2 separate regions of the Homo sapiens genome follow, and region 2 is linked to region 1. Evidence: read pairs that join two places in POLR2A ChIA-PET (ENCODE). Cell type or tissue: OCI-LY7. All regions are shown on one strand. Each heading gives the region's core, and the rest is flanking DNA. Links, peaks and the distances in the headings are about the cores only. Region 1 overlaps MAK (male germ cell associated kinase). Region 2 holds the start of GCM2 (glial cells missing transcription factor 2).

Region 1 (16,078 bases), core at 6,217-11,216:
TGGTTAAACCTATGATTTATAGATTTATACTCTTAAAGCTCACACATTTAAAACATGAAAATTAGATTTTTTTTTGTTTTGATGTGAGGTAAAAACTCAAATCCAAAACTGAATATATTGCACACATATTAAATAGCTAATTTTTTTTTTTCTTTTGAGACAGAGTTTCACTCTTTGTTGCACAGGCTGGAGTGCAGTGGCGCAATCTCGGCTCACTGAAACCTCCACCTCCCGGGTTCAAGTGATTCTCCTGCTTCAGCCTCCCAAGTAGCTGGGATTATAGGCATGCACCACGATGCCTGGCTAATTTTGTATTTTTAGTAGAGACAGGGTTTCGCCATGTTGGTCAGGCTGGTCTTGAACTCCTGACCTCAGGCGATCTGCCCACCTCGGCCTCCCAAAGTGCTGGGATTACGGGCATGAGCCACTGCACCTGGCCTAAATAGCTAAATTTTAAACTGTCCCAAGAAGAGCAAAGCAAGTTGAAAAACTGAATTACTAACAGATAAGCCAAGCATGCAAATCTGTATTATGCAGGCTTGAAGAATTTGAGAGATGGCCGGATGTGGTGGCTAATGCCTATAATACCAGCACTTTGGGAGGCCAAGGTGGGAGGATCGCTTAAGCCCAAGAGTTCAAGACCAGCCTGGGCAACATGGTGAAACCTTGTGTCTACAAAAAATACAAAAATTAGCCAGGTGTGGTAGCGCATGCCTGTAGTCCAGCTGCTGGAGAGGCTGAGGTGGGAGGATCACTTGAGCCTGGGAATTCGAGGCTGCAGTGAGCTGTGACTGTGCCACTCCACTCCAGCCTGGTGACAGAGTGAGATCCTGCCTCCAAAAAAAAAAGCGGGGGGGAAATAAATTTAGAGATATAAATAAATGCTTCAGTTCTATTCTGCATATTGGTGTTGTCCAGTAGAAATATAAGAGCCGGCTGGGCATGGTGGCTCATGCCTGTAATCCCAGCACTTTGGGAGGCCAAGGTGGGTGGAGGTCAGGAGTTCGAGAGCAGCCTCGCCAACATGGTGAAACCTCATCTCTACTACAAATACAAAAATTAGCTGGCGTGATGGCACATGCCTGTAATCCCAGCTACTCAGGAGGCTGAGGCAGAAAAATCGCTTGAACCCGGAGGGTGGAGGTTGCAGTGAGCTGAGATTACACCACTTCACTCCAGCCTGGGTGAAAGAGCGAGACTCCATCTCAAAAAAAAAAAAAATAAAGAAAGAAATATATATGAGAGCCACTTGTGTACTTAACATCATTTTTCTAGCAGCCATGTTAAAATAAATCAAACAGGTAAAATTAATTTTTAACAATATATTTAATTTAACCTAATATATGCCAAATATTATTTCAACATGTAATCAGTATAAAAATGAGCTGACTGTACCACTGTACTCCAGCTTGGGTGACACAGCAAGACTATGCCTCTAAAACAATGTTTTTTTAATTATTTATTTTTAAAATTTTACCTTTTTAATTTTTATTTTTTGAAAAAGAGATGCGGGCTGGGTGCGGTGGCTCCCCCCTGTAATCCCAGCACTCTGGGAGGCCAAGGCAGGTGGATCCCTTGAGTTCAGGAGTTCAAGACCAGCCTGGGAAACATGGTGAGACCCTGTCTCTACTAAAAATACAAAAATTAGCCAGGCATGGTGGCACGTGCCTGCAGTCCCAGCTACTTGGGGCACCGAGGCAGGGGAATTGCTGGAGCCCAAGAGGTCGAGGCTACAGTGAGCCATGTTTGCACCACTGCACTCTGGCCCTCCAGCCAAGGTGAAAGAGCAAGACCCTGTCTCTGAAAAAAAAGAGAGACACATGGTCTCGCTATGTTGCCTAGGCTGGTCTCAAACTCCTGGGGCTCAAGCAATCCTCCCGCCTTGGCCTCTCAAAGTGCTGAGATTACAAGCATGAGCCATCAAGCTTGGAGTAAAAATTATTAATAAATTTGTTTTGTAACAAGTTTTCAAAATCTGATGTGCAATTTATTTTACATTTACAACACTCTTCAATGCAAACATTTCAGGACTTCAATAGCCACATCTGACTAATGGGTACTGTATTAGTGTAGCTTTATACAGTATATATATATATATATATATATATATATATATATGTATGTTTTCTTTTTTGTTTGAGATGGAGTCTTCTTCTGTTGCCCAGGCTGCAGTGCAGTGGTGCAATCTTGGCTCACTGCAACCTCTCCCTCCTGGCCAACGCAGTGAAACCCTGTCTCTACTAAAAATACAAAAATTAGCTGGCCTCCTGGGTTCAAGCAATTCTTCTGTCTTACCTTCCCGAGTGGCTGGGATTATGGGTGGCCTCAACCTCCTGGGCTCAAGCAATCTTCTCACCTCAGCCTCCAAGTAGCTAGGACTACAGGTGTGTGCCACCACACCTGGCTAATTTTTTAATTTTTTTGTAGAGATGGAGTCTCACTATGTTGCCTAGGCTGGTCTCAAATTCCTGGGCTCAAGTGATCCTCCCACCTCAGCCTCGCAAAGTACTGGATTAAAGGCAGGAACTACCACATCCATCCAGATTTATATATATTTCAAAAATAGATGAAAATTTAATATTTCATGAATTTACATGTATTTCATTTTTTTCTTCAACAAGGGTATCTTGATATTTCATGTAAGTATATATCATTTCAATATTTTAAAGGACAAAATTTATTAGAGGCTGAAAATTAAGATTACCCATAATCCCACCACCTGATTAAGAAACTTTTAATTTTTCAGTATTCTAATCCAGTCCTAATCCATCTGCATACATAACTTTTATATTAGGAATGAAAGTCACATACACACAATTTGGTTTGTTTTTTCACTTACAAGCGTTTTCATAACCCTTATAATTATCACCTTTAATGGTAATAATTCCATCAATATTATATACAATAATTACCAACCTATTTTCACACTAATTATTTATTTTAAATAGTTCAAAAAGTGAAGCTTAGTATAGCCATTTAACAGAATATATTATTTATAACTATAAAGACTAAGTATCCACATAAAAAATACTTGTAAGTAAATTAATCAAATAAAAAACTTTGTCCCACTAAAATTACAACTAAGTAAAAAGGCGTGCATGTCTATATAGAAGGCCTAGAAGGGACTCTGAAAAAGTAAAAACTGATTTGAGGGGCAGAAATTTACTTTTATTTTAATTGACATTAATGTTATGATGATTTCGGCCTGGAACATAAGAGGCATTCAATAAATATGTTTTGAGAAAGGGAAAAATATGATTAAAGAATAATTCAAGTAACATCCTCAGACCTTGAGCGAGAGTGTGTGTGTGTGTGTGTGTGTGTAAGAATCAAAGAGAAATCAACATCATTACTTCGGAAAATTATTTCTAAGTATTTCAGAGTTTGTTGTTGAACATTTCTCACTTTAAAAGCAGGCAAAATGGATGTTAATCTCCCAGACATGACCAGAACCACCACCAAAACATTATCTCCCCAAGCCCAGGGCGGAAGACCAAAGCTCTCCCTTTACAGATTCTGCCCACACATATTTAAAAATTGTGAATTTCCTTGGGATTGGTAACACATCAAGTCTTATCACTGACTTGTGCATTCTAATGACTGAGCTTTTTAGATCCTTTCTTGAAAGCAACTTCATTCCTTTCTCCATTCTTTCATTAACCTTCACAAGATGCTTGGGAGAGCAACCAAGATAATTTTCTCAATAATGCCCAAGGCCAGCTTTATTATTGAGTAATAAACTATACATAAATTTGTATTTTAAAAAGCATAAATAGATAGTATGTGTATTTATATGAGATACTGGCCTTCACTTTCAAGGATTTACAACAGAAAAATGCTGGCTATGTCACAGCTGGTTCTTCAGTGTTAAATGTTACCCTTTGATAAAGGTAACAGAACTGGTTAATTTAAATTTACCTTTTGGAGCAATCAATCTTTCTCTCATAAAGTATGACATATCAAAAGGATCCAAAGAACTCATGGAGAGAATAACAGGGAAAAACATGAATAAAAACATACCTGTCTTTCATTAATTGATAGAGGTTTTCTTTCATATATTCAAATATAAAATAAAGATGGTCATTTTCTCTGATAACTTCTTTCAATTTAATAACATTGGCATGATTAAGTTTCTTCAGAGACTGAAAAATAACAAATATGCCTTAAAATTTCTTAAAAAAAACTTACAGAATTTGGCAAAATTGCATCAATGCTAAGTGTAATAATTACCTTATGTAATTTTCCATTTCTCCTGGGTTCATTAATTAATTACATTTTAATATCTACATAATTGCTTTAAGTAATGAACGTTAAGTGCAAACAATAAATCAAGCCAACAATAGCTATTAAACATTTCAATCTGTTACGTTTTTCCCTTGGTTTATAAATAGGTCTAACTTTTGTCTGACTTAACCATGCAAAGGTATCCAAAATTGTATCCAAGTCTTTAAGCATAAAATCTAAGGAAATGGTATGTAGTAATTTAAAAAGTTGTCTTTGGTGGCTGAGCGTGGTGGCTCTTGCCTGCTATCCCAGCACTTTGGGAGGCTGAGGCGGGCAGATCACCTGAGGTCAGGAGTTGCAGACCAGCCTGGCCAACATGGTGAAACCTTGTCTCTACTAAAAATACAAAAATTAGCTGGGCATGGTGACACACACCTGTAGTCCCAGCTACTCGGGAAGCTGAAGCAGGAGAATCACTTGAACCCAGGAGGTGGAGGTTGCAGTGAGCTGAGATCACACCACTGCACTCCAGCCTGGGTGACAGAGTAAGACTCTGTCACAAAAAAAAAAAAAAAAAAGTTGTCTTTGCATAATATGATTTTAAGATGCTCTTTTAAAAGTGAAAGTGAATTTTCAAATGTGAGGATATAATTATACGCTGTTCTCCACTGACATCAGAACCAGAAGAAATGAGAAATTAATTTAGGAATATAAAGGAAAAACAAACAAAATTATCTTCAGAATGCTTCCCACAGAGAATAAAATCATCTTAACTACGGTCCTCAGGTAGTGTTAAGGCCTTCTCAGGTTCTTTTCATCTTTAGGATTTTACCTTAACTTCTCTCAAGTTCATGCATTCATCCCAAGAATAGAACTTTCTCTTCATCCTAAAATAAATTAGGGAAAGTTTAGTGTTCAGGGATTGAGGATTCAAAGACACACATTACACTGTTGGCTTTCTTACTCCACTACTGGTTCACTTTGGGCGAGCTATCTTTCTCTGTCCTCATCCTTATAAGGAAATCACCTCCTATACCTCAAGGCTACTTGGTAGGCCTACGTCACATCCAAAATTCAGCTTTAATCAAAAGTGAAAAAATTACCATTAATCTTCTTTTCTGGGTGAGTTCTTAACATTTCTCTAATCAGTTTAATTGTGCCTTTCTTAAAGGGTCCTTTTCAAGATTCTCTCTTTTTAGAACTTAAGAGGCCCATAAAGTTAAATGTCTCCCTACTTAAATGATTTAAGTTGGCAAAAATTCAGAAGTAACTACAAACGTTAGAAATGGCTTTCTTGGCCGGGAACGGTGGCTCACGCCTGTAATCCCAGCACTTTGGGAGGTTGAGGTGGGCGGATCACAAGGTCAGGAGTTCAAGACCATCCTGGCTAACATGGTGAAACCCCGTCTCTACTAAAAATACAAAACAATTAGCTGGGCGTGGTGGCAGGCGCCTGTAGTCCCAGCTACTTGGGAGGCTGAGGCAGGAGAATCACTTGAACCCAGGAGGCAGAGGTTGTAGTGAGCCAAGATTGCGCCACTGCACTCCAGCCTGGGCGACAGATGAGAAATGGCTTTCTTGAATTTTGTTCTTTACTTCCCCTCTTTCATCCCAATGTTGGTTTCTATTAGAGATAAATATACCAAAAGTGTATTTAAGAGTAAAAACTATTTCCACTATATACACCAGTTAGTTGTTGTTTTTATATGAACATGTGTTTTTATATGAACAGATTTTTAGTCACCATACAAAACAGGGGATAATAAACAGGATTCATGGCCGGGCGCGGTGGCTCACACCTGTAAGCCCAGCACTTTGGGAGGCGGAGGCGGGTGGATCATGAGGTCAGGAGATCGAGACCATCCTCGCTAACACAGTGAAACCTCATCTCTACTAAAAATACAAAAAATTAGCCAGGCGTGGTGGCGGGCACCTGTAGTCCCAGCTACTTGGGTGGCTGAGGCAGGAGAAGGGCGTGAACCCGGGAGGTGGAGCTTGCAGTGAGCCGAGATCGCGCCACTGCACTCCAGCCTGGGTGGCAGAGTGAGACTCTGTCTCAAAAAAAAAAATTTAAAAAAAACAGGATTCATATTCTAAAAAATGTTTCTTCAGGCATGGGAATTATAAGGCTGGGCTGTGAAAAAGAAAAACCAAATATGCCATGCTGCTTTCATTTAGTATTATAATCTCCTATCGAGATGTTCCAGAAGATCCTTGGGAAGCTTAGCGTTGTCTTTATTAATTACAATAATCCTTAAGATCCAGAGGCTCTATGGGGGTATAATACACAGGTGAGGAAATGAGTAAAAATTGGCAGCACAACATCACAGCCAAGAACAGAGGCTGTGGAACCGCACTGCCTGGATTCAAATCCTTGCCCAGTCACTCACCATATGACTTTGGACAAGTCACCTAATGACCTGTCTGTGCCTCAAATTCCTTAGCTAGCCATACAGTAGAAACTACTGCATAAGAAAAGCATCTTGCAAACTGCTTAGTTCAGCACTCAATAACTACTAGATGTTTTCATGTTTACCAATATCTATGATTGACTATAAGACGAAATAAAGGACATCACTGAGATGACCTCAAGGGCATCACTGCTATTATTTCTAAAATATCCTTAGTGAATCAGAATTTCATTTGCAGTTACTCAGGTACTAGATATTTATGAAGAAGCGTGATGAAATGGGGGTTTACTAGCTTATTAAAAGATACTTTTCAGTGCCATAGATTTATAAAATGTCTTGCTAAAATGTAAAATGTAAATCTAGCACAATGATGAATTTAAAATAAAACAGAAGCCAATTCAAATACAGCTATGAAAGAAAAGTTGATTAATAAAATGATCATATCCATGTGAAACTGCACATATAATCTGCTATGATTCTTTTTATTTATTTTATTTTTTTTGAGACATGGTCTCATTCTGTCACCCAGACTGGAGTGCAGTGGCCTGATCATGGCTCACTGTAGCCTTGACCTCCTGGGCTCAGGTGATCCTCCCACCTCTGCCTCCTGGGTAGCTGGGACTATAGGTACATGCCACCACGCCCAGCAACTTCTTGTATTTTTTGTAGAGATGGGGTTTCACCATGTTGCTCATGCTAGTCTCAAACTCCTGGGCTCAAGCAATCTGCCCACCTCGGCCTCTCAAAGTGCTGGGATTACAGGCATGAGCCACCACACCCAGCCTGCTATGATTCTTGAAACGTAATTTCAGAATTTTATTTCATTTTTGAGATGGAGCCTCGCTCTGTCACCCAGGCTGGACTGCAATGGCGTGATCTCGGCTCACTGTTACCTCTGTCTCCCAGGTTCAAGCGATTCTCCTACCTCAGCCTCCCAAGTAGCTGGGATGACAGGTGTGTGCCACCAAGCTCGACTAATTTTTGTATTTTTAGTACAGATGCGGTTTTGCCATGTTGGCCAGGCTGGTCTCGAATTCCTGACCTCAGGTAATCCGCCCACCTCAGCCTCCCAAAGTGCTGGGATTACAGGCATGAGCCACCACTCCAGGTCTAGAATTTTAAAAGTATCCAATCTTTTAGAAGCCAAATAAAAATACGTTCAAGTTACTTTTCAAGCTTCAGTGATAACTGAAACTTTCATTCTACCTGTAAAATCTGCACTCTCACTGGCATGCTGGTGTGCGCCTGTAGTCCCAGCTACTCTGGAGGCTGAGGCAGGCGGACTGCTTGAGCTCAAAAGTTAGAGGCTGTAGTGTGCTATAACCGAGCCTGTGAATAGCCACTGCACTCCAGCCTGGGCAACACAGGGAGACTTTGTCTCTTAAAAAAAAAAAAATCTGAGGCCGGGCACGGTGGCTCACACCTGTAATCCCAGCACTTTGGGAGGCCAAGGCGGGCGGATCACGAGGTCAGGAGATGGAGACCCTCCTGGGTAACAGGGTGAAACCCCATCTCTACTGAAAATACAAAAAATTAGCCAGGCGTGGTGGCGGGCGCCTGTAGTCCCAGCTACTTGGGAGGCTGAGGCAGGAGAATGGCGTGAACTCGGGAGGCAGAGCTTGCAGTGAGCTGAGATCGCACCACTGCACTCCAGCCTGGGCAACAGAGCGAGACTCCGTCTCAAAAAAAAAAAAAAAAAAAAAAGCTGGCCGGGTGCGGTGGCTCACACCTGTAATCGCAGCACTTTCAGAAGCTGAGGCAGGTGGATCACCTGCGGCCAGGAGTTCAAGACCAGTCTAACCAACATGGAGAAACCCCGTCTCTACTAAAAATACAAAAATGAGCTGGGCATGGTGGCGCATGCCTATAATCCCAGCTACTTGGGAGACGGAGGCAGGAGAATCGCTTGAACCTGGGAGGCAGAAGTTGCAGTGAGCCGAGATCGCGCCATTGCACTCCAGCCTGAGCAACAAGAGCAAAACTCCGTCTCAAAAAAAAAAAAAATCTGTATTCTCTTCATCCATCCAGATGTACTCTCTTCATCTCTTCTTCTTTCCAGCAATTACCACTTCTCAGCAGTACTTCCCTTCCCTAAGGCAATGCATGTATCTATTTACAACAAATACAGAAGTTTCCTTACAAAATGATTATCCCAAAGGTAAACCAATTGCTTAGAATAGCTAAGAAAAGGCATTTCCTTTTAGGTTCCTTGCCATCTTTTGTCATTTATTAATTCGTCAATATCCACTCCATGCCAGGGCAATGAACAAATAAGAGATGGTACCATGGTGTTCCCATCTGACACAGGAAATCAACTTCAGAAATAGAACTACCTCTCAAGTTCTTAAAGGGCAGAGGGCTTAATAGATATTTATTAACTTAATTAAGTGAGGGAATCTTTCTACCATCCTCTATCATAAAGTAAATAACTTTTTTTAAAAAAAATTGCAGAAAAGACAAGATTTCAGTGATCTAAATTAAAACTCCCCAAAGGAAACATTCAAAGAAACCTCTTATTTTGTTCAGTGTAGTGTTCTCCCAACTTCTAACCATTCCCCCTCCAACACATCCTAGCCAGTTTTGACTGCATTTCTAGACCGCTCAAAAGGTTTGCCTGCTGAATTAAGCACAGACTTTCTTCTCCATGTTTACATTAGCAGATTACACCACCCTGTCCATCATCTACCAACTGCCATGCCATGCCCTTGCTTCTTCAGGCCAACTCCCAAAAGCAGAGGGCCAGCATTCAGCTTCTTCTCTGCTTCTCAACGTAATTCTGAACTTGTTTACTTCCTACTTGTTAAATTCCATATGGAACTTGTTAAATTCCATATCTAATAACACATGGAACTTGTTAAATTCCATAGCTGAACTTCTCTAATTCCAATAGAAACCCCCACTCCCAGCCCCCGACACCGGCTCTTTTGTTTAAAAGGTTTTTAGAATGAAAACACCTTCCAGGTAATCAATTTCCCTTTAAGGGGACATGTTTACTGCCCACTCTGAAAATTAAGAATAGGCAGCTCTTCTTCAGCTACTCCACAAAATGTATTCAATGTAGAACGTATTTATTTATTTATTTAGAGACAGAGTCTCACTCTGTTGCCTGGGCTGGAATGCAGTGGTGTGATCTCAGCTCACTGCAACCTCCGCCTCCTGGGTTCAAGTGATTCTCCTGCTTCAGCCTCCTGAGTTGCTGGGATTACAGGCACACACGACCACACCCGGCTAATTTTTGTATTTTTAGTAGAGATGGGATTTCACCTTGTTGGCCAGGCTGGTCTCAAACTCCTGACCTCAGGTGATCCACCCCACTTGGCCTCCCAAAGTGCTGGGATTACAGGCATCAGCCACCACACCCGGCCTGGAATTTATTTTTAATTTTAGGGGAAAAGTATCGATGGATCTTAAAGCGGTATCTAACAAGTTATACCTAGAATATTTATAGCCTAAATTGGAAATGCCTAAAATTTTATATCACCAAGCAAAAGATTGATAGGATATTATGGGATGTGAATTGTTTTGGTAACAAACAAAAAAAAAAAATGAGAAGGGAGAATGAAGACTCTAATATCTGTAATTTTCAGGTAAAGTTTATCCCTCTATATCGGGCTTTAAAGAGATGGCAAAGCCTGCTTGTATGACTCTTGTAGATAACAATCACTGTCTCATTCAGACTTGAGGAGTAACGGCTATAGTGAATATTCAATGTAGGTTAAACTGATAACCCTGCCAGTAGCCTGGCTTCACAGTTGCTTAACTCCTAAGAGATGTTCACCTCTGTCTTACCACAGTTACCATAAACTCCTTGTTATGAGGAATGGTCCTACTGTCCAAGACCTAACAACCTAACTTCAGACTCTTGATCATAACCTCCTATCCTTTTCACCGTCGCTACCCTCAAAACTTCTTTATACAACCTCTTTCTTGTTCAACTTGTGGCTATTCCTACAACCACCTGTGTGGCGTGGTTTGCCTCCTCATCCAGCTTGGCCCCACCATCAGCCTTTCACCCACTACACTCTCAAGATCACACACACGTTCTGAACATCCCCTTCTCCCACCGTTCCACTGCTCCTGCCTTGTCATCCTCCAGTCTCCCCTCTCCTGCCTTGTCATCCTCCAGTCTCCCCTCTCCATACAGATGGGTGGAGGTGGAAAGCAAAGTCATGAAAATGCTCCCAGCGGCTCCACTTTCACATTCGTCCATGTAATTTCAGGCGGACTCTTCCTGACACTGGGCAACCCCTTTGTGGCTTTCTTAACAACTCAGTAACTCATCCTTCACAACTCTCCAAAGCTCCATGCCTCCACTGCCGTACTTCCCGCTACTCCTTGTCCCACTGCAGTCTGGCTTCCACTATTCCACTGGAACAGTGCTCACCGTGGCCGCCAGTTATGTCATATTCCCCAAACCCAAGGAACACCACAGCCGATGATATTGTTGAAATATCACAAGGCCATTTCCAGCCCCTTTCCTTCTGCCTCCTAATATAGAGACTGGAAGAGTAAATACTCACTCTCTCAGCCTCCTTTGGAAGAGAGACCACGTGACCCAATACTAGCCAGTAAGATGTAAGGGGATGTCCTTGAGGACTTCTGGGGAAGAATTATCACTAGCTGATAAAAGATGAGAAGAGTTTGCTCGTATTATTCTGCCCTCTTCCCTCCTTGAACATGGACGTAATGCCTGGAGGTGAAGTAGCCATAAGGTGGTCATTAGGTGACACATTTGAGGACAAAAACAATGCTAACCGCTCAGCATGAAAATCATAGAAAACATCTGAATTTCTTGGGTACAATGTTGAGCCATTGAAAGAGCTCTGGAATCATCACACTCCAGACTTCTTGATACGTGCTTCTGCTTCTTTAGATCTTTCCCTTGGTTTCAGATATTTTCTACATTCTCCTGGTTTCTACCCTATTTCTCTGGTGGCTCCTCAGACTTTTTTGTAAGATCCTATTCCAGGGCCCATCCTTTATATGCCATGGTTTCTCGGTGCCCTAAATGAGGACCTCTTTTCTTCTCCCTCTAAAGAGTTTCAATTGCCATCTGTAGACTAACCATTCCAAATCATTAGCCTGCACCTCTGTTTTGAGATTTAAATGCAAATATTCAATTGACTAAAAGTCATCATGCCCCAGACTGAATTCAGCTTTACCCCTAAGCCTGTGATTTTCCCCTCCTTGACATGGTACATGGTACATGGCACCACCACTATACATTTAAGCCAGAATCCCAGGAGTTAGCCTGGACTCTTCCCCATTTTTTACTCCTCCCTCCACCCTCATGCCCAGTCACCAGTTTCTATAGAGCCTGCTTCCTACATGTCCCTTGACTGTATCCACTTACATCCATCCCCAAAGCTATTTTCCTGTCAGGCCACCACCACTTCTAACCAACATGACTGCACTGACCTTCTAACCTCTAACCAAGATGACTGTATTGACCTTCTAACTGGCCACCTGGTGTCCAGTCTTGACCTCTTCAATCGTCTCCACTCTTCTGCTAATCAGCCAGTTCCAAAAATTTGATCACATCAACAATTCTGCTGAAAATCCTTCATGACCTTCTAGTCTTCAAGATATACACGCTCCTTCATCTGGCTTCACGACTTCACCTGCTAGCCTCACGTCCCTCCTCTGCCCCACTCGTAATCCACGCTCCAGCCACCTACACTTCTTTCAGTTACTCAGCCCCAGTTAGGCCCTCACACACTCTCTCTCGCCTCCAGGGCTTCATACGTACTATTTCTTACTCCCTGGAGCATTTCCCCCCACCCCCCCTTTTAAAAAAATAATTTTCTCTCATTCTTGAGGTCTCAATGACTTGGGAAGACTTTTGTGATACTTCTCCAGTGTGGCTTATCTAGGCTCCCACAGGACCCAATATTCCCCCATCATAGGACTTAGCATACTTGATGTTGTAACTTCTTGAATCTGTTGGTCTTCCTGAGTATATTGTAAGACATCTATTTTGTCCCGATCATGAAATACAACAGGAGTTTAACAATTTTGTGCTAAATGAATTTTTCAATTTTCTTCAAGTCTTCCATGGGACTCCTCTTCTCATTCATTTTTGCTCCATCTTTGCCTAAGGTGGAGCACTGCCCAACACACAGTAGATACTGCATGTGGCAGACACACGGTAAGCTGAGTAGCTGAAAGCCCTCCTTCTCTACCTCTTCATTCACAGAGTCAGCTTTTACACAGGAATATAAAATGCTCAGCTAAGTAATCAGTTTCCCAGCCTCCCTGCAGCTAGGGGTGCCATGTGGTACACTTCTGATCAACGAGAAGAAACCCTATGCATTCTGGATGGGATGTGAGAAAGCTTTTGCTTTCCCAATTAAAAGAGTACAGTAGGCCGGGCACGGTGGCTCACGCCTGTAATCCCAGCACTTTGGGAGGCTGAGACTGGTGGATCACCTGAGGTCGGGAGTTCGAGACCAGCCTGACCAACATGGAGAAACCCCGTCTCTACTAAAAATGCAAAATTAGCCAGGCGTGGTGGTACATGCCTGTAATCCCAGCTACTCGGGAGGCTGAAGCAGAAGAATCGCTTGAACCCAGGAGGCAGAGGTTGTGGTGAGCTGAGATCGCGCCACTGCACTCCAGCCTGGCAACAGAGCAAGAATCCATCTCAAAACAAAACAAAACAAATACCATATTTTTGAAGGATAAAACAAATACCATATTTTTGCCACTCAGAAAAAAATGATGGACATTTTGTCATATAAAACCAGACAGTAATAACCATCTGTGGGACTGTACCCAAGACCCAACACCCCTTCTGATTCGCCTACCCTCCTCCCCAGAACCCATGGCTATCATGGATTTTGGGTGTATCTTTCCAGGCCTTTAAAAATATTTTTGTATATGGATGTATTTGTATATAATAAAGTATTTCTTTGTGTGAATTTACATAATCATTTAATCTACAAATGTGGGCTATTTCAGCTCATTTTGTCTAATAACACTCATTTCTTAGGTTTCTGTCTTATAGCAGTAGTAAGTATCCCCAATGCAATCCTAATCAGCAGGACTGCTAGCAGGCATTTGGGGTTTTCAAACAATTTGTACTGATATTACTTCTGATATTTCACATTAATATGAATTATATAGGTTTTCGTACTAATTCACATTAATATGAATTATGTAGGTTAGGGAAGTTTCTTTTTATTCCTATTTGCTAAGTTTTTGTTTTGTTTTACTTTTGTTTTTGTTTTTAGATAGGGTCTCACTAGGTCACCTAAGCTGAAGTACAGTAGTGGTGGCACTATCTTGGCTCACTGCAGCCTCGACCTCCTGGGCTCAAGCAATCCTCCCACCTCAGCCTCCCGAGTGGCTGGGACTATAGGTGAGCACCACGATGCCCAATTAATTTTTGTATTTTCTGTAGAGGTGGGGTTTCACCATGTTGCCAAGCTGGTCTCAAACTCCTGGGATCAAGCGATCCTCCTGCCTTGCCCTCCCAAAGTGCTGGGATTATAGGTGTGAGCCACTGCATTCAGCCAAGAGGCTTTATCATAAGTTTTTTAAGAAATCAATGTTTGTTTTTTTTAGTTCATCAAATCACAAATGAGCACTGAATTTTATTAAGCCTATTCAATTTATTTTTCATTTCCATTATTGTATATTATATATTTACTTATCTGATGATAATGACTATTTAAAAATATTTTATGAAGTTATTTCCTTGTACATGTAATGGTTTAGATCATAATATTTTAAAACATTTGCTAAAGTATTTAAATTTTAGTTTGTCATAATTTGGTTGATGTGGTAATGTGGAGATGCGTATCCCATGAGTACGGGACTGGTTCTGGTGGAAGTCAACTGCCATGTCCCGAGGCTATTCAAACAACCCTCTGGAAAGGCCCAAGGAAGGAGCCTCTGTAAAAGGGAATTGAGGTGCCTCTTGCCAACAGCCAGTACAAATATGCCAACCCTGTGAGTGAGTGTGATGGGTTCAACTGTGTCCCCCAAAACTCCTATATTGAAGTCCTAGCCCCCAGACTTTCACGGTGTGACAGTATCTGAAGATAGGGTCTTTAAAAAGGTAATTAAGTTTAAGTGAGGTCTTTCAGGTAGGCCCAAATCTGATATGACTGGTGTCCTTATAAGAGGAGCCTGGGCAACATGGCAAGACCCCATCACTCCAAAAAAATTTTTTAAAAATTAGCCACATGTTGTGGTACACGCCTACAGTCCCAACTACTCTGGAGGCTGAGGCAGGAGGATGGTTCAAGCCCAGGAGGCTGAGGCTATAGTGAGCTATGTTTGTACCACCGTACCTCAGCCTGGGCGACAGAATGGAACCCTGTCTTGAAAAAAAAGAGGGGGGAAATGTGGACACAGACATGCACAACGAGAAGATCATATAAAGACCTAGAGAGGATATGGCTGTCTACAAGCCAAGGAGAGAGGCCTCAGAAGAAACAACCAGCAGATACCTTGATGTTGCACTTCTTGCCTCCAGAACTGTGAGGAAATAAATCTCTGTTGTTTAAGCCAACCAGTCTGTGATACTTTGTTACAGCAGCCCTAGCAAACCAAGAGTGAGCCACCTTGGAAGTAGATCCTGCAGTCCCAGTCAAGCCTTCGGATGACTGAAACTTCGGCCAATTATCTGACTGCCATCAGAGAACCCAAGCCAGAACTACCCAGCTAAGCTACTTCTAAATTCCTGACCCACAGAAACTATGTGAATTAATAAATGTTTCTTCTTATTTTAAATCACTAAGCTTTGCAGGTATTTTGTTATGCAGCAATAGATAAACACAGTGGATTAAAAACAAACAAATTAACAACAATTCTATTTCATAAGTTCAGGAATATAACATATATCATTCAGAACTCAATTTGACATTATGAATACCATCTGATTTTGAGACCTTGTTTTAAAGAAATAATAAGCCCTACTCTGCACTCAACTTTAAATGTGAAAAACAGGTCAGGAATGGTGGCTCACACCTGTAATTCCAGCACTTTGGGAGGCCAAGGTGGGTAGCTTGCTTGAGCCTGGGAAGTCAGGACTGCAGTGAGCCATGATCACACCACTGCACGCCAGCCTGGGCAACAGAGTGAGACCCCCATCTCAAAAAACACAAACAAAAACGAAAACCAACAAATAAATTTGGAAGAACATTCCAAAGATCACCTGTAGTTTTGGTCCAAATGTATTATACATATAAAAAAGGAGGCACTCATATTTTTTGGTTTATCAGTGTAGCTGGACAAGCCAGACAGTTAAAGTAATATAGAAGAAAAACAGCAGAATTCCTCTTTGGCAATGTTCTTTTCCAAGAATGACATTCCACATGAGCCAGATGCTATTTGATCTAAACTAGACCTCTTTCTGTGCTCGTATATATTCTTTTTTTTTTTGAGATGGAGTCTCCTTCTGTCACCCAGGCTGGAGTGCAGTGGTGCAATCTCAG
Region 2 (16,078 bases), core at 1-5,000, 58 kb after region 1:
TTTTGCATATAAGTTTCATTGAAAAATCACCCTTTACTGAGCACTTCCTTTTTTCTTTTTTTTGAGATGGAATCTCACTCTGTCACCCAGGCTGGAGTGTAGTAGCATGATCTCAGCTCACTGCAACCTCCGCCTCCCAGGTTCAAGTGATTCTCCTGCCTCAGCCTCCTGACTACCTGGGACTATAGGTGCATGCCACCACGCCTGGCTATTGTTTGTATTTTTAGTAGAGATGGGGTTTCACCATGTTGGCCAGGATGGTCTTGATCTTCCTGACCTCATGATCCACCCACCTTGGCCTCCCAAAGTGCTGGGATTACAGGCATAAGCCACCATGCCCGGCCACTGAGCACTTTCTTTTATGTAATGTTTAGGGCTGCTTTCACACTACAGTGCAGAATTGAATATTTGGAACAGAAACAGTATGACCTGCAAAGCCATATTATGCAATATATATAATTCTCACAACATCTTTGCAAGATGGACATCTTTACTCTTGTTTACTAAATAAGGAAGTGGAGGTTCAATAGATAACCTTTCACAGTGGCATAGCTGGAATATAAACAGAAGATGGGTAGCAGCCAGACCCAGTAGCTTTGCTGGTGTAATAAAGGCTCAGAAGAGTGTATAATAGCAGTAAGCCATTTGCATCTCCTCCCCACTCTTGCCACTCAGGAAAATTAGATCAAACATTTGCAAAGCTGAAGTATTCACAGTTGGAAAATTCAGACTTGTATACATCATTAATACTGCACATTCTAACAGTAATAAGGTTAATGGGTGATTTTGTTTCCAAAATTACAAAGATATTGTTGAAATCATTATTACTACCATAGGTATTATTTATCTTTTCTCTGAAATATTACAATTGACATGATACATCAATGTAAGGTAAGTCACAAATGAAATATATAATGATGTGCTATCAACTCCAAGCTTATATTAAATGCTAATATCTTTGTTTTAAAAGTGAATATTTTAACTTAAGGATCTTAGTAACAAATTGACAATTTTCCAGAAAACAGCATTTCTTTAGCTCTCCCTTAAGGATGTAGACTAGGCCCCCATGCCTCACACGAGCTACTGAGGTAGTGACCCTGGCAATGAAGCCACAGAGATTGTATTTTTAAAATCAGTACAAGAATAGAGGATGTCAAGGATTGGGTTTCACTTGCTCTCAAGTGTTGGCATGTTGTGTGTGTGTGTACATACACACACATAGACACTGAACCTGATCGTAGACCTGGAGGAGAGTTTGAGATGGTTATCTCACTCTACCACTTGATGACAAGTGAGTAAGTAGCCTGAGACTAAGGCAAATTCAAGGACTCTCTCAAGGTCAGACAGGTAGTTTAACTTGCTCACTCGGTTACCCAGAGCAGGGCGATGCTAAGTTTCTTCACTTCTCCATGTCCCAGTGTGCCTGGCCCGTTTGAGATATTACACACATGCTTCCTGCTTAACAACCAGTCTCCTAAAAAAAAGTTCATATTGACATGGGAAGTCTAGCAAATGCTTGAGAGATGAACCATAATTACATTACTTGGATGTGACTTTTCTAAAATGCAAGATATGATTGTTTCCTGTGAAGATGTACATGGACAGAAACAGAATGAGATGCACTTGCTGTACTGTGGTCCACTTTCATGAAAATGGTACCATGTGACTCTAAAGTAGGCAGACTTTAAAACAAAGGAGTGGGCCAGGCACGGTGGCTCACGCCTGTAATCCCAGCACTTTGCGAGGCTAAGGCGGGTGGATCAGCTGAGGTCAGGAGTTCGAGACCAGCCTGACCAACATGGAGAAACCCAATCTCTACTAAAAATACAAAATTAGCTGGGCGTGGTGGCGCATGCTTGTAGTCCCAGCTACTCGGGAAGCTGAGGCAAGAGAATCGCTGGAGCCTGGGGGATGGAGGTTGCAGTGAGCTGAGATCGTGTGATTGCACCCCAGCCTAGGCAACAAGAGCTAAACCCCGCCTCAAAAAACAAACAAACAACAACAAAAAACCCCAACAAACAAACAAAAACAAAGGAGTAAAACACACCTAACCTACTACAAATATATGGATCCAAAAAAGTGCTGACCTCTATGAGAGGCGACACAATGTTGCAATGAATTGTTATTCATCTGAACACCTATCAGACACATTTTAGTTGCGGACAAAATGACCCATCTCTTTTATCCCTGTGCCACAACATTGCTGGAAGCCCACATCTGCAAATGGCAGGGAAGCAACTCTCATTCTACACCCCCCACCCCCTACAGCCAGGACTTCAACATCACTCAATTTTGGCCCTAACCAGTGTGACTAATGATAATTGGTCATTCTCTGGAACTGGCTTCAAACCACCCACTTCATTCACCACTTCATCCACCCCAGTCATTCTTTGGACTTGGCTCCAAACCATTTTTGCTTTATTGAAATAAAGCAAAATACAACAAATTCACCCTAAAAGAATGATGATTTGCTTGTCATTAGAGAAGAAGTAAGTTTTGGGTACAGGTGGCCTTGTTGGCATGACTATGGGGCCTCCTTCCTCTGAGCAGTTAGGGAGGTCTGAGCAAATTGCTCAAGTCGGGCTACTTGTTTTAAATTTAGGTCATTAGATTCACTTTACAGTTGTACCTCAGTTTTGCTGCATGAGAAGCAGTGGTATTTACATCTGCTTAGATTTTCTCCTTAGCTTCCTCATGGATTTAAAGTAAATGAATAAGGAGAGAGGCACCTAATTTCTACCTTGGTTAAAGGGAAGTGAAAGGACAGGCGTCCCGCTCTCCCCAAGACTGGGAATGTGGAGCCTGACCAACATTTCCTGCTGCTTTGCTTGTGATTTCAGGCAAGCACAAGGAAATTGCTGGGAGAAGACACATTTCTTCTTCTTCTTCTTCTTCTTTTTTTGAGATGGAGTTTTGCTCTTGTTGCCCAGGCTGGAGTTCAATGGCGTGATCTTGGCTCACCGCAACCTCTGCCTCTCGGGTTCAAGCGATTCTCCTGCCTCAGCCTCCCGAGTAGCTGCGACTTTAGGCATGCGCCACCACGCTGGGCTGATTTTGTATTTTTGGTAGAGACGGGGTTTCTCCATGTTGGTCAGGCTGGTCTTGAACTCCCGACCTCAGATGATCCACCCGCCTCAGCCTCCCAAAGTGCTGGGATTACAGGTATGAACCACAGCGCCCGGCCAAGAAGACACATTTCTAAACCCAACTCAGCCTTTTGTAGAGTCCAGTTTTCTTTCTACACTTGAGAGGGCCTCAGAAACCCAGAAATTTTGCGGGTATGTGTGTGTGTGTGTGTGTGTGTGTGTGTGTGTGTGTGTGTGTGTGTGTGTGTATGGTCCGTCCGCAGACTCTTCAAGAACTCGAATGCCATTCTCCCTCCTTCGGATGGACAGCGCCCCGCGTGCCCGCACACACCCGGTTCACTTACCTGAGGCATCTGCGGATCGTTGATGTCCCAGCTGAGCTGCATCCCGTAGGAGCACACGCCGACCGCTTCCTGCACCGCGGCCGCCGGCATCTGCCCAACTCGCTCGCGCTTTCCGCCCAGGGTTCTGAAAAATAGAAGAAAAAAGGACAGGTGCGCCAGGTGGGTTTTTTTTCTTCTCTTTAAAGAAGAAAGTGGGGTGTGTGAAGGGGAGGTGCAGAGAGAGAGAAAGAGAGAGAGGCTGTTTAGATATCTGGAAGCTGGGGACAATGGTTATGGACCCGGGCGGGGCCTTGTCCTTGGCCGCGGTGCTGAACGTTCTCCACCCGAACGGCAGCATCGACCTCTGGCAGCTGCCCCCTCCTTTATAAAGATATACCTCCGGGGGGCTCCGCCCTGTCTCGCCTACCTCGCTAGCGCCCACGCTCCAGGGGCCGGTCGCCCCCTCCACCACAGTCCCAGGAACGGAGGTGGAGGTTAAACTCAGCCCTGGAAGCAAATGGAAACTGCAGCCAGAGGGTGGGGGTGGAGAGGGTAAGTAGGAATGTATCCTTTAAGTTTAAAACCTTATTATTTTCTTCTTTTCTTTTCTTCTTTTTTGTCTCACTCTGTTGCCCAGGCTAGAGTGCAGTGGCGCCATCTCAGCTAACTGCAACCTCTGCCTCCCAGGTTCAAGCGATTCTCCTGCCTCAACCTCCCGAGTAGCTGGGAATACAGGTCCGTGCCACCACCCTGGCTAATTTTTGTATTTTTAGTAGAGACAGGTTTTAGCCATGCGAAACCCTGACCAAGCTGGTCTTGAACTCCTGACGATCTGCCCGCCTGGGCCTCCCAAAGTGCTGGGATTACAGGCGTGAGCAACCGCGACCGGCCTATTTTTTTTCTTTTTTCTAAACGCGTCCAGCTTCCCTGATTTCGGAAAGGGGCTTAGATGGAGGCTTTCCAGCAAAGTCCCCTGAGAGCCAACACTCAATTCCAGGAGAGCATGGGAACCGTGCGTGGGCCCCTCTGCCGTCCGCGTGCGCCCTAGCCTGAATAACCGCGCCCACGCCTCCTAGTTAGGGGTCAGCCCATTTTGGGCCTCCACTGCCGGCTCTTCCCCTAACTATTGTGAGTGTCTCGCAGTCTTGGCTCTGCTGTTTGGGACGTGCCAGGGTGCGCCAAGCCTCCGCGTATGCTCGCGAGCCCAGGCGCCTTCACGCTCCCGGGGACTTCGGAGGGACCTGGCCCTGCAGGAACGGAGTCCTACAAAGTGAACCTGGAGGAGGTGGGGGGCGGAAATGAGCCCGGGGTAGGTGGGAGCCTGGGGTAGGTGGGAGCCTGGGGAAGGAGGGAAAGGGGAGAGGGGAAAAGTCCCAAAGAACTCGCTTTCTCCACTGCTTTGGCTCCCTCTGGGTCTCAGCTTCCTTATCTGTTTATCTGTTAAATAAGAGGTTGTGGTTCGGCGAGCTCTCAGTTGCCACCCACCCGAACACAAATCTTTTTTTTTTTTTTTTTTTTTGAGACGGAGTCTCACTCTGTCTTCCCGGCTGGAGTGCAGTGGCGCAATCTCGGCTCACTGCAACCTCCGCCTCCCAGGTTCAAACGATTCTCCTGCCTCAGCCTCCCGAGTAGCTGGAACTACAGGCGCGCCATCGCGACCAGCTAATTTTGTATTGTTAGTAGAGACAGGGTTTTACCAAGTTGGCCAGGATGGTCTCGATTTTTTGACTTCGTGATCCTCCTGTCTCGGCCTCTCAAAGTGCTGGGATTAAAGGCGTGAGCCACCGCGCCCGGCCCACAACTCTTAAAAAAAAACTTCACTGATATAGTCTTGGAAATATCACGACGAAATTGAATTTACTCCATTACAGTCTTGGGAGGCTTTGGAGGACTAGAGAATCGCGGTGGTGCGGAGGTGCGCAGGACAATGTGGGTTCTCCGGGGCTGGGACGAAACCTTCATCATCTGAGCAGCCGACTCGCCCAGGGCTACTCCGGCACATGGAGACCCTCAGTATATATATATATAAAAAAAACAAAAAACAAAAAACAAACAAAACAAAACAAAACCGATTGAAGTGACTAAAGTCACTCTTTGACTACCCCAAGGCCGGATTCTTGGCGGCCAGGGGAAAGGGCTTCTGGAATTTATTGCCCGCGTCCTTGTTTTGCAGCTGCACGCTTCCATTCCCAGCCCCAGCCAGAGAAGAGGAGCCAACTCCTCACGGCAGATCCCTTGATAGAGGAGGATGAACCGAATCCATGACCCTCCAGACCCGGGAAGCGACGCACCCTAGGCCTTGGCACCGCAAAGCCCGTGCTGAGCGCACGGACGGGTGCTGCCCGGGACTCGGCCAGGAGGGCGCCCATGCCAACGCCTCTTGCAGGATTAGTGCCTTCGGTTGGCAAAAGGCGGATAAAGGAAGAGCGAAACCACATCAGGAAGCTAAGGGTGGTCCACGCTCCCTGTCCTTTTACTTCCCGCGCCAAAGGCACAGTGAGGCTTGCTTAGAAAAGTCCATCCCGCGATTGGGCGCAGTGGCTCATGCCTGTAATCCCAGCACTTTGGGAGGCCGAGACGGGAGGATCGCTTGAGCCCAGGAGTGCAAGACCAGACTGGGCAACATGGCGAAACCCTGTCTCTTCGAAAAAAAAAAAAAAAAAAAAAGCCGGGCATGGTGGCGTGTGCCTGTAGTCCCAGCTACTTGGGAGGCTGAGGCGGGAGGATCGCTTGAATCCAGGAGGCAGTGGTTGCAGTAACCTGAGATAGCGCCGAGCCTGGGCGACAGAACGAGACCCTGTCTCAAAAAAAAAAAAAAAAAAAAGGAAGGAAAGAAAGACAGAAAGAAAGAGAGAGAGAGAGAGGAAGGAAGCAAGGAAGGAGAAAGAAAAGAAAAAGAAAAAAAAAAGAAAAGGAAAGAAGAAAGAAAAAGTATCCCAGTCGGTCAGAGAAGCCTGCCAGTGGCAGCGGACCAGCGAACTCTGTTGGGAAGAAAGGCCAACTTCGAGCAGTTCCTCGCGATTTTTTCCTCCTTTATCTTCTAGCTGGGGTCCTCCTCCCAGTCAAAGCCGAAGGGTCCTAGCAGAAGAAAGTGATTTGTTCATTCCCAGCCTCCTTTCTCCCGAAGTTCTCCCCTCCTAAAAGGTCCTGTCAGTCAAGGTTTCTGATTAAAATCACTCTCAAATGGTCGCCACTGAGGTCTAGCTGGGAACGAAGAGATCTGTCTACTCTTCACCCACGAGTTTCATTCACAGATTTTTCATCTTATTAACTGTCTGCCAAAGGTCCCCGAAACTCCTGTTGATTCAGTTGCTTTTCGTGTTGTTTTGTCTTCCAAAATTGAATGAAAATTTATTGATTATCCATTTTAATTATAGTATTTCATTAAATGTTGTAGTCTAAGATAACTTATCCTTTCAAATGTTCTAAAAATAACTTTAAAATGGTGATTTAAAGTTACCTCTGAAAATGCATAGAAATTAATTTTTGGTCTTATTGCAGTGCTAGAATAGTTCTTGTCTCTGTGCTTTTGGAATGTTCCTAGAGAGACCTGACCCGTCAAAAACATAAATAAATAAAACTTTTTTATGTAAAAGGCAAATCAATTAATTTCTAAAGGGATTCTGGTATCCAAAGAAATGTCATAGAGCCTCTACTATATTTAGTTTGAGAAGAATTAGAGTATGCATTTCAAGTTGCCATAAATTATATTAAGACAAAACATGTTAGTAAAAGAAGCTAATCAAAGTAAAAAAAAAACCAGATAAAAGGTATTTTGCCTATTCTGTTATTTTTAATTTCTCTTAAAGATTTGAATGCATTGCACCATAGACTTTGGAAGGACATGTTTTCCCCCAAAGCCTGAAAATAATAGATGATTAAGTTTTCTATCTAATATTATGAAAACTCTAATTTTTAAATATTCTCTTAAAATTCATTTAAACTGTAGTATTTTGTTTATTGCTTCTTATTATTCATTGTTTCTTTCTTGCCCTGGTATTATATTTGTATTGACTCACAATAGCTTATACTCACAGCTGTTCCTGTCTTGATTACTAGTTTAATATTACAAAAGTCCATTCATTGAAAAGGAAAAAAACTTGCGTTTGAATTTCCTTGGTTTAGATTAAAATAGGTAAATTAATGTAAGAATGTTTACATTATACTTTCCAGGAAATTGATATGACAGGCTTTGACATAAACATTGTTTTGAACGGACTAGAAATGTGTGCAAGTCCTGGGCTAACAGGGGTTCTGGTTTTGTTATGTTTTGCTTTGGTGTAGACAAATATCTTCCGTACATATTATGACTTGAAATACTCACAGGTCTAGTTATAATACAAGTTGATTTTTACACAAAGGATGTTTGGATTGGAGGGGTCTTTTTTTTGTTTTTTGTGGAAAACTCTAGTCCAATTTAATTTTGCCACCGTGTTCACACAACTGGCCACCTATCCGAATCAGCCTAGCCATTGGTACGCATACTTGTCAGGTTAAAGGAAATAGGCAAACAAAGAAACAAAAAAACAAAAACAAAAACAAAACTATTTGCTTTGATTAAAAAAAAAAATTCCCCTTCCTCCCCACCACGGTACTTAAAAAACAACCACCAAACACACTTTGTGTGTGTGTGAAATCAGGAATGTATTAATAATATCGGGTACAAGTCTGGTTACCATAGGAAAGGGTTCGGCTTCTGTCTGCACACATCAATGGACCAAAAACTGCTCCTCTGGCTGTTTTTTTTTTGAGACGGAGTCTCACTCTGTCCCCCAGGCTGGAGTGCAGTGGCGAGATCTCCGCTCACTGCAACCTCCGCCTCCCGGGTTCAAGTGATTCTCCTGCCTCAGCCTCCCCAACAGCTAGGATTACAGGCACGTGCACCGCGCCCGGCTAATTTTTTGTATTTTTAGTAGAGACAAGGTTTCACCATGTTGACCAGACTGGTCTTGAACTCCTGACCTCAAGTGATCCACCAGCCTCGGCCACCCAAAGTGCTGGGATTACAGGCGTGAGCCACCGCGCCTGGCCGCCCCTCTGGCTTTTTAAGGCGGGGCAAAAACTTGGAACAGCTACCACAAAGCGAACGCCTATCTGTTTGGAATTTCGCAAATAAGGAACGTTTAAATGACGTAGTTCACATCCTTTGAGTGCTGGCTTTCTCTTAAAGGGTGAGTGCGTGCGCCCAGGTGGTTTGGCCTGTGTGCGCTAGTTACTTGCACGCGCTTCTTGAGTCTCAAAACACAGAGCTCTAGTAAACTTCAGGGGGCGGATTCGTCAATTACAGTTGCGGAAGAAGACTCGACTCGAAGAGCGGTCCGCCACCAGGGCTCTTTCGGCAGCGCCCCCAGCGGGCGGGGCTCTTGGGCGGGGAAGCAGGAGAGGGCCGACCGAGCGCAACAAAGCTGAGCGGCGCGTCGCTTCAGGAACGAAGAAGCCTCGTTATGCAAGCGGTGAGTGACCCCCGAAGGGCCCGGACCTTCTGTCCACAGTGCTAGGGCGCGCGAGGGCGCGGGGTCCCTGGGGCTCAGGTTCTGCCGCCTTGAGGTGTTCGCTCAGAGACCGGGTGCTGGGCATAGTCCCCCGCCACCTCCTTGGGTTTGCTCGGAGTGTATTGGCAGCCTGCGGGGAGACCAGGCAGAATAGAAACCTCGGATCCCTAGCTAAATAGCGCTCAGGGAAAGGGGAACCGGAGAATTCGTGTTCGGAAAGCAATGAGATAGTTCTTTTCTAGTTGCTTTGCGTATTTTCCTAGCCGGTTTTCCAGCCCTCTTTCCACCTTGCTGCGTAGAAAGTGCAGAAGTGTTAAGCAACCCCAAGTGCTGGGACTTCATTTAACCGAACGACAAAGGACAGCCCCTAAGATAAAGCTACAATTATTACTTATCAATAAATAATAAAAAAAAACACATGAAGTTTGAGCCCACCCAGGGACGCCAAAAACAACAAACAAAAACCACCTGGGGCGTGTTTCTAACATTCTTCTGCCTGGGTTCCTGGTGGTAGAAATTCTGATGTAATTGGTCTACGGTGGGCCGGTAGTTTGTTAGTTTGTTAGTGAGGACGCCAGGTGATTCTGATAGCCAGGGGTAACTGCTTGCCTAGATCCAGGAACTCACTCTTGTTCTCCATAAAATCCATCTGTCATCTGGCGCCATCTTCCCAGCCATGGGGAAACAGATTTGGGACAGAAACCTTTCTAACATCAAGCTACGCTTAAATTCAGAGCACTTAAGCATAACCTCCTCACCCTCTCCATCCCTGTTACATTGAAAGCTGCCATTCACTGAGCCATTTTTATGTGCCCAGGCACTATGCTAAGAACATTACAGACATTCTGTCAGTCAGTCCTCACTCCAATCCTTCCATATAGGTGTTACCATCTTTTTTTTTTTTTTTTTTTTTTTTTTTTTTTTTTTTTTTTTTTTTTTTGAGACGGAGTCTCATTCTGTCGCCCAGGCTGGAGTGCAGTGGCGTGATCTTGGCTCACTGCAACCTCTGCCTCCCGGGTTCAAGCGATTCTCCTACCTCAGCCTCCCGAGTAGCTGAGACTACAGGCGCGCGCCACCACGCCAGGGTAATTTTTGTATTTCTAGTAGAGACGGGGTTTCACCATGTTGGCCAGGATGGTCTCTGTCTCTTGACCTCATGATCTGCCCGCTTCGGCCTCCCAAAGTGCTGGGATTACAGGCGTGAGCCACAGCGCCCGGCTATCATCATGTTTTTTAAATGAGGAGACTGAATCTCAGAGAATCTAACGATCTTTTCTGCCTAAACCATCCCACTTTCTGATTTTCCTGTCAGGTTCCTACCCACAAAAGCTGCCACATGATCTTCACAGAAGGGGGATACCTTTCTGTGTACTAGAGTGGCTCCAGAAATTCCAGAAACAGGAAGCATTTCTTTGGAATTTGCAAAGTACTGACCACCAAGGCCAGAGAAGGTTGAAAGGAGGTAGAAATAAAAATAAGCAGAGCATCTCTGCATACGAATTGAACTGAAGGAGAGATAGGGCCGTGTCTATAGAGAAAAGAGGTAAAGAAGCTTAACATAAAGGCTCCCGGGAATATTTTCTTTGGGATGGGAAGTATTTCCCACTAATTCAGAATTTGTTGACAAAACTTAGAAATTATAGATACGTAGCATAGTGTTTATTTGATGTCAGTTTATGCTATGAATTAACACCCTTTTTTTTTTGATACGGAGTCTCACTCTGTCACCCAGGCTGGAGCGCAGTGGCTGGATCTCGGCTCACTGCAACCTCCACCTCCTGGGTTCGAGTGATTCTCCTTCCTCAGCCTCACGAGTAGCTGGGTCTACAGTCACGTGCCACTGCGCCCAGCTAATTTTTGTATTTTTTAGTAGAGACGGGTTTCACCATATTGGACAGGCTGGTCTCGAACTCCTGACCTCATGATATGCCCGCCTTGGCCTCCCAAAGTGCTGGGATTACAGGCGTGAGCCACTGCGCCTGGCCTAACACCCAATTTTAATTGTAGCTTTAGCTGTTCCTCCTATCTCACTTTTGCCTCTACTCAATTATCCACTAACACAATGGTTCTTTTTCTTTGCCTTTATCATTTATTTTTAATTGACACATATATTAATTGACACATAGTAATTGCACATGTTAATTGGGTGTAGTGTGATATTTCCATATGTGTATACAGTGTGTAATGATCAAATCAGGGTAATTATGCATATCCATCACCTCAAATATTTATTTCTTTGTGTTGGGAATGTTCAAAATCTACTCGTATAGCTATTTGAAAATATACAATAAGTTGTACATTATAGTCACCTTGCAGTACTATCTTACTCTAGAACTTACTCCTTCCAGCTAGCTGTAATTTTGTGTTCATTAACTAACCTCTGCCTATCTCACTTCCTCTTTTCTAGTGACCACTATTCTCTCTACTTCTATGAGATCAGCCTTTTTTTTTTTTTTTTTTTTTGAGATGGAGTTTCACTCTTGCTTCCCCAGCTGGAGTGCAATAGTGCAACCTTAGCTCATTGCAACCTCCGCGTCCCGGGTTCAAGCGATTCTCTTGCTTCAGCCTCCCCCGTAGCTGGGATTACAGGCATGCGCCACCCTGCCCGGATAATTTTCTATTTTTAGTAGAGACAGGGTTTTGTCATGTTGGCCAGGCTGGTCTCCAACTCCTGACCTCAGGTGATCCACCCACCTCGGCCACCCAAAGTGCTGGGATTACAGGCATGAGCCACCGCACCCGGCCGAGATCAGCTTTTTTAGCCTCTACATGTGATCAAGAACATGCAGTGTGTCTGTCTGTGCCCCGCTTATTTCATTTAGCATAATGTCCTTCAGGCTCATGCATGTTACCATGAATGACAGGATTTTGTTCTTTTTTCTGGCTGAAAAGTATTCCACTGTGTGAATATACCACATTTTCTTTATCCATTCATCCACTGATGGACACTTAAGTTGATTCCATATCTTGGCTATTATGAATAGCGCTGCAGTAAACATGGGAGTGCAGATATGCCTTTGACATACTGATTTCTTTTCTTTTGGATATATCTCCAGGAGTGGAATTGCTGGATTTATGATAGTTTTTTGAGGAACCTCCATACTGTTTTCCATATTGTCTATACTAATTTACATTCCTACCAACAGTGTACAAGAGTTCCTCTTTTTCCATATCCTTGCCAGCATTTGTTGTTTTTTGTCTTGATAATGGCCATTCTAACTGGGGTAAGATAATATCTCATTTTGGTTTTGATTTGCATTTTCCAATGATTAGTGATGTTGAGTATTTTTTCATATACCTGTTGGTCATTTGTATGTCTTCTTTGGAGAGATGTCTATTTAGCTTATTTACCCATTTTTAATTGGATTGGTTATTTTGCTGTTGAGGTGTTTGAGTTCCCTGTATATTCTAGATATTAATGGCTTGTTGGATGCATAGTTTGCAAATATATTCTCCCATTCTGCTGGTTGTCTCTTCACTCTATTATTTCCCTTTCTGTAAGAAGCTTTTTGGTCTGTATAATTTCATTTGTCTATTTTTGCTTTCATTGCCTGTGATTTTGAGGTTTTCTCCATAAAATCTTTGCCCAGACCAATGTCCTAAAGTGTTTCCCCTATATTTTATTCTAGTAGTTTGGGATCTTAAGTGTAAGCTTTTAGTTTATTTTGAGTTGATTTTTGTATATGGTGAGACATGGGATCTGGTTTCATTCTTCCACATATAAATATCCAGTTTTCCCAGCACCAGTTATTGAAGAGACTGTCTTTTCCCCATGAATGTTCTTGACACCTTTGTCAAAAATCAGTTGGCTATAAAAAAGTAGATTTATTTTGGGTTTATCTATTCTGTTCCATTGGTCTACATATGTGTCTGTTTTTATGCCAGTACCATGCTGTTTTGTTCCTATAACTTTGTAGTATATTTTGAAGTCAGGTACTATGATGCCTTAAAGACACTTTTATTTAACTTTATTTTACAAGCTCTCATTCTGAAAATGGTTTATTAGTTCAAAGCCTTTTTACTTCTACTTTATAATCATCATTATAGAGTTTGTTTATTTTGTGTGATTATTTATTCAAATGATGTTTGCTTTGCTTCTTCTGATAGTTTGTACTGTATTTGTCTTAGACCATGCTAAAGAAGGTTGGATAAAGTTTTTCTCTTTTTTCTAAGTACTATTTTACTTAGACCTATAATATGAGCAAACAAAAATTTCTGTTCAGGAAAACAATACAAACCTTTAATTTTTTTTTTTTTTTTTTTTGCTTTGTGTTTAAAACTTGAAATGCATTTCTTTGAAATAAAAATTGTTTAAAAACATGTTTTTATTCCACACAGAAAAACAAAGATGCTTTGCAGCCTATTAAGGAAGACAGGACTGGGAAGGCCCAGGATGATGCTTTCTGGGTAAAGATCAAGTTTCTTTTATAATCTCTCTCTGTGTGTGTGTGTGTGTGTGTGTGTGTGTGTGTGTGTGTGTGTGTGTGTGTATGTGTATATGAGTGTATGTATTCTTTCTAGTTCTGTGTTCCCTGGGTCATTAGCAAACTTGTTCCTCCAGTTGCTCAAATCAGAAGCAGAGAAATCTTTACTTCTCCTTCCCTAATCTCTCATGTCCAATTTATTACTATATCTAGTCAATTTACCATTAGCTATCTTACCAATATCCTAGTCTAAACTATCTTGTGCCCTGTGCAGATATCTTGTGCCCTAAATGCAGATAGATGATACTGAACAAACTAGAAACAACGTCTGCCTTTATGGAGCTTATAGACTGGCAGAGAGCCAAAGAAGCAGGAAGAAAAAGAACAGGGTAATGAGATGGGGAATAATTGGGAATGTTGAGGAGGCACCTGGTCTACGTAAGATAAGGTGGTCCTGGAAGATCTACCTGAAAAAGTGATGCTTAAGCTGTGATCTGAGTGGAACCAGCCATGTGGAAAGTGGTGGGGTGAAGTAGCCCAGGCCTAGAACAGCCAGTTCAAAGGCCCCGAGGCAAGGAAGAGCTTGACTTATCCTAGGACTCATTAGCAAGGAGGTCAGACTGTCAGAGATCAGATCATGCCACGTTCTGCGGACTAAAGCAAAGGATTTTGGGTTTATTTTTAATGCAGAGGAAGCCATGGCAAAGTTTTGTTTTGTTTTAACGGGATCTCACTCTGTTACCCCAGCTGGAGTGCAGTGGTACAATCATGGCTTACTGCAGCCTTGACCTCCTGGGCTCAAGTGATCCTCCTGCCTCAGCCTTCTGAGTAGCTGTGACTACAGCCATGAACCACCACACCTGGCTAGTTTTTCATTTTTTGTAGAGACTGGGTCTCAATATATTGCCCAGGCTGATGTCAAACTTCTGGGCTTAAGCGATCCTCTTGCCTTGGCCTCCTAAAGTGCTGGGATTACAGGCGTGAGCCCTGCGCCTGGTAATGGCAGAGTTTTAAGCAGGTAAAAGGGAGTGAATTTCAGCTGAGCAATCTCACATAAGTTTGTAACCTTTCCTATCCTTGCTACTTGTATCCTGAGATAAAGAACCTAACCTCTCAGGACCGTGGTAAGGATTAAATAATAACATCTGCAGAACACTTAACACACTTGGCACAAAAAAGCTCACTATGTGTTAACTTAAAAAAGAAAACATTCTGTTTAAATGGAATAATTTTAAATGCTGTTTTCCCTTTTAATTCAGTACTAAGAATAAGTGGAATTGTGGGCTGTATATAGTAAATTGCTTCCTTATTAAAATAGTATTGTATATTTAACCTGTAAGATTTTTTTAAAGATAAAAAATCTTTTATAGTTTAAATGTTTAAGGAAATGTCTGTTATTCAAGTATATATACTTTTTTTTTTTTTTGAGACAGAGTTTTGCTCTTGTTGCACAGGCTGGAGTGCAGTGGTGCGATCTCGACTCACCGCAACCTCCGTCCTAGGTTCAAGCGATTCTCCTGCCTCAGCCTTCCAAGTATTACAGGCATGCGCCACCACGTCTGGCTAATTTTGTATTGTTGGTAGAGATGGGATTGCTCCATGTTGGTCAGGCTGGTCTCGAACTCCTGACCTCAGGTGATTCGCCTGCCTTGGCCTCCCAAAGTGCTGGGATTACAGGCGTGCGCCACTGCACCCGGCCCTTCAAGTATATGTACTTAGAAGCATGTCTTAGCTAATGTGCAGGCAGAAAAGATGAATTTCATTCATTATGGTCAATTTGCATACTTATTATCTATAATTATTAGTATTATTTTTCTTCCTTCTATTATGATCATTTATGTCACTTAGTGAGTGATCATAGGCTTGAAATTTTTAGTGTTTTAGAATTCCCAACATTGCTGAGGATCTTCACCTAATGATATCTGAAACTGAAGTGTTGTTTTCCTTGGGTCAGTGGTTCCCAGACTTCAGCATGCACGAGAATCACGTGAAAGGCTCTGCCCTGAGTGTGAGTGCTAAGAAGTCCCCAGGTGATGCCAGCGCTGTTGGTGGTCTAGGAACCACATTTTGGGAACTCTTGTCTTAAACCAACGGAAACATCAATCATTTGTGAAATGATTGTTTACTATTCAAGATAGAGATCTCCATTCTATATTTACCCTATATTATTTCACACTGAATTCTTATTGATAATGAGATCAGTTAGAAAATTACTATAAAATAAATGTTCTTGGGGAAAAAGTAATTTGCAAACTATCATCTTTCCAGCTTCAATCACTTATTACGGATGCATTCCATGATAAAGGATTTCAGAAAATAAAAGAATACTTTCAACAGAAAGAGAGCCACTTTCCTCAAAAATATAATCGTCTTCTATTATACCGTCTTGACAGATCAATAAATAAGGCAAGTTGGTTTGCTTTGTGACCAAAATACAAATGTATAATTATTTATAAGTGTTTTAACTTAGTGTGGTTTATACCTAGGAACTAGATAAAAATGAATTTCAGTCTGTGTCACTGTTGCTGAAATGTATTCAGCGATTCCTCGTAGATGGCCTGAAAGAAGATGAACCTCTGCTAATTCGGCAGGGACTGATCCCAAAGATAAGTGTCCTATTTTAATTTTATATGGCTTTGGGTAACTTAGAGAACTTAGGTGGATTTAGTTGTCTAGTTAAGTTTGGTATTTTCTGTTCCTTTGAAATCCAATTTGAAAAGAAATTGATATCCATTCTTATTGCTTCTGTCTAA

Evidence for each region. Peaks named below come from ENCODE experiments on the same cell type or tissue, not always from the same donor. Only the 100,000 strongest peaks of a DNase experiment are listed, where the experiment ranks them.
Region 2: POLR2A ChIA-PET joins it to region 1 with 10 read pairs; 5 of 35 experiments call an interaction of 5 or more read pairs at or near these places.

Annotation. Positions count from the first base shown.
Region 1 is chr6:10,813,830-10,829,907 of GRCh38, forward strand. MAK (male germ cell associated kinase) reads right to left here. Exons shown (of 15, transcript NM_001242957.3): 3 at 5,057-5,111; 4 at 4,021-4,142. Among named protein-coding and RNA genes, the nearest start is that of MAK, 17 kb to the right of the region's middle. RefSeq lists a silencer at 626-811. In OCI-LY7, for the core only: no CTCF peak of the experiment used is centred there; no DNase peak of the experiment used is centred there.
Region 2 is chr6:10,878,274-10,894,351 of GRCh38, forward strand. GCM2 (glial cells missing transcription factor 2) reads right to left here and starts at 3,768. Exons shown (of 5, transcript NM_004752.4): 1 at 3,431-3,768. The coding sequence starts at 3,520. It overlaps SYCP2L (synaptonemal complex protein 2 like), which reads left to right and starts at 8,779. Exons shown (of 30, transcript NM_001040274.3): 1 at 8,779-8,862; 2 at 13,240-13,308; 3 at 15,594-15,731; 4 at 15,812-15,931. The coding sequence starts at 8,854. RefSeq lists a silencer at 3,663-3,957 and an enhancer at 7,946-8,714. In OCI-LY7, for the core only: no CTCF peak of the experiment used is centred there; no DNase peak of the experiment used is centred there.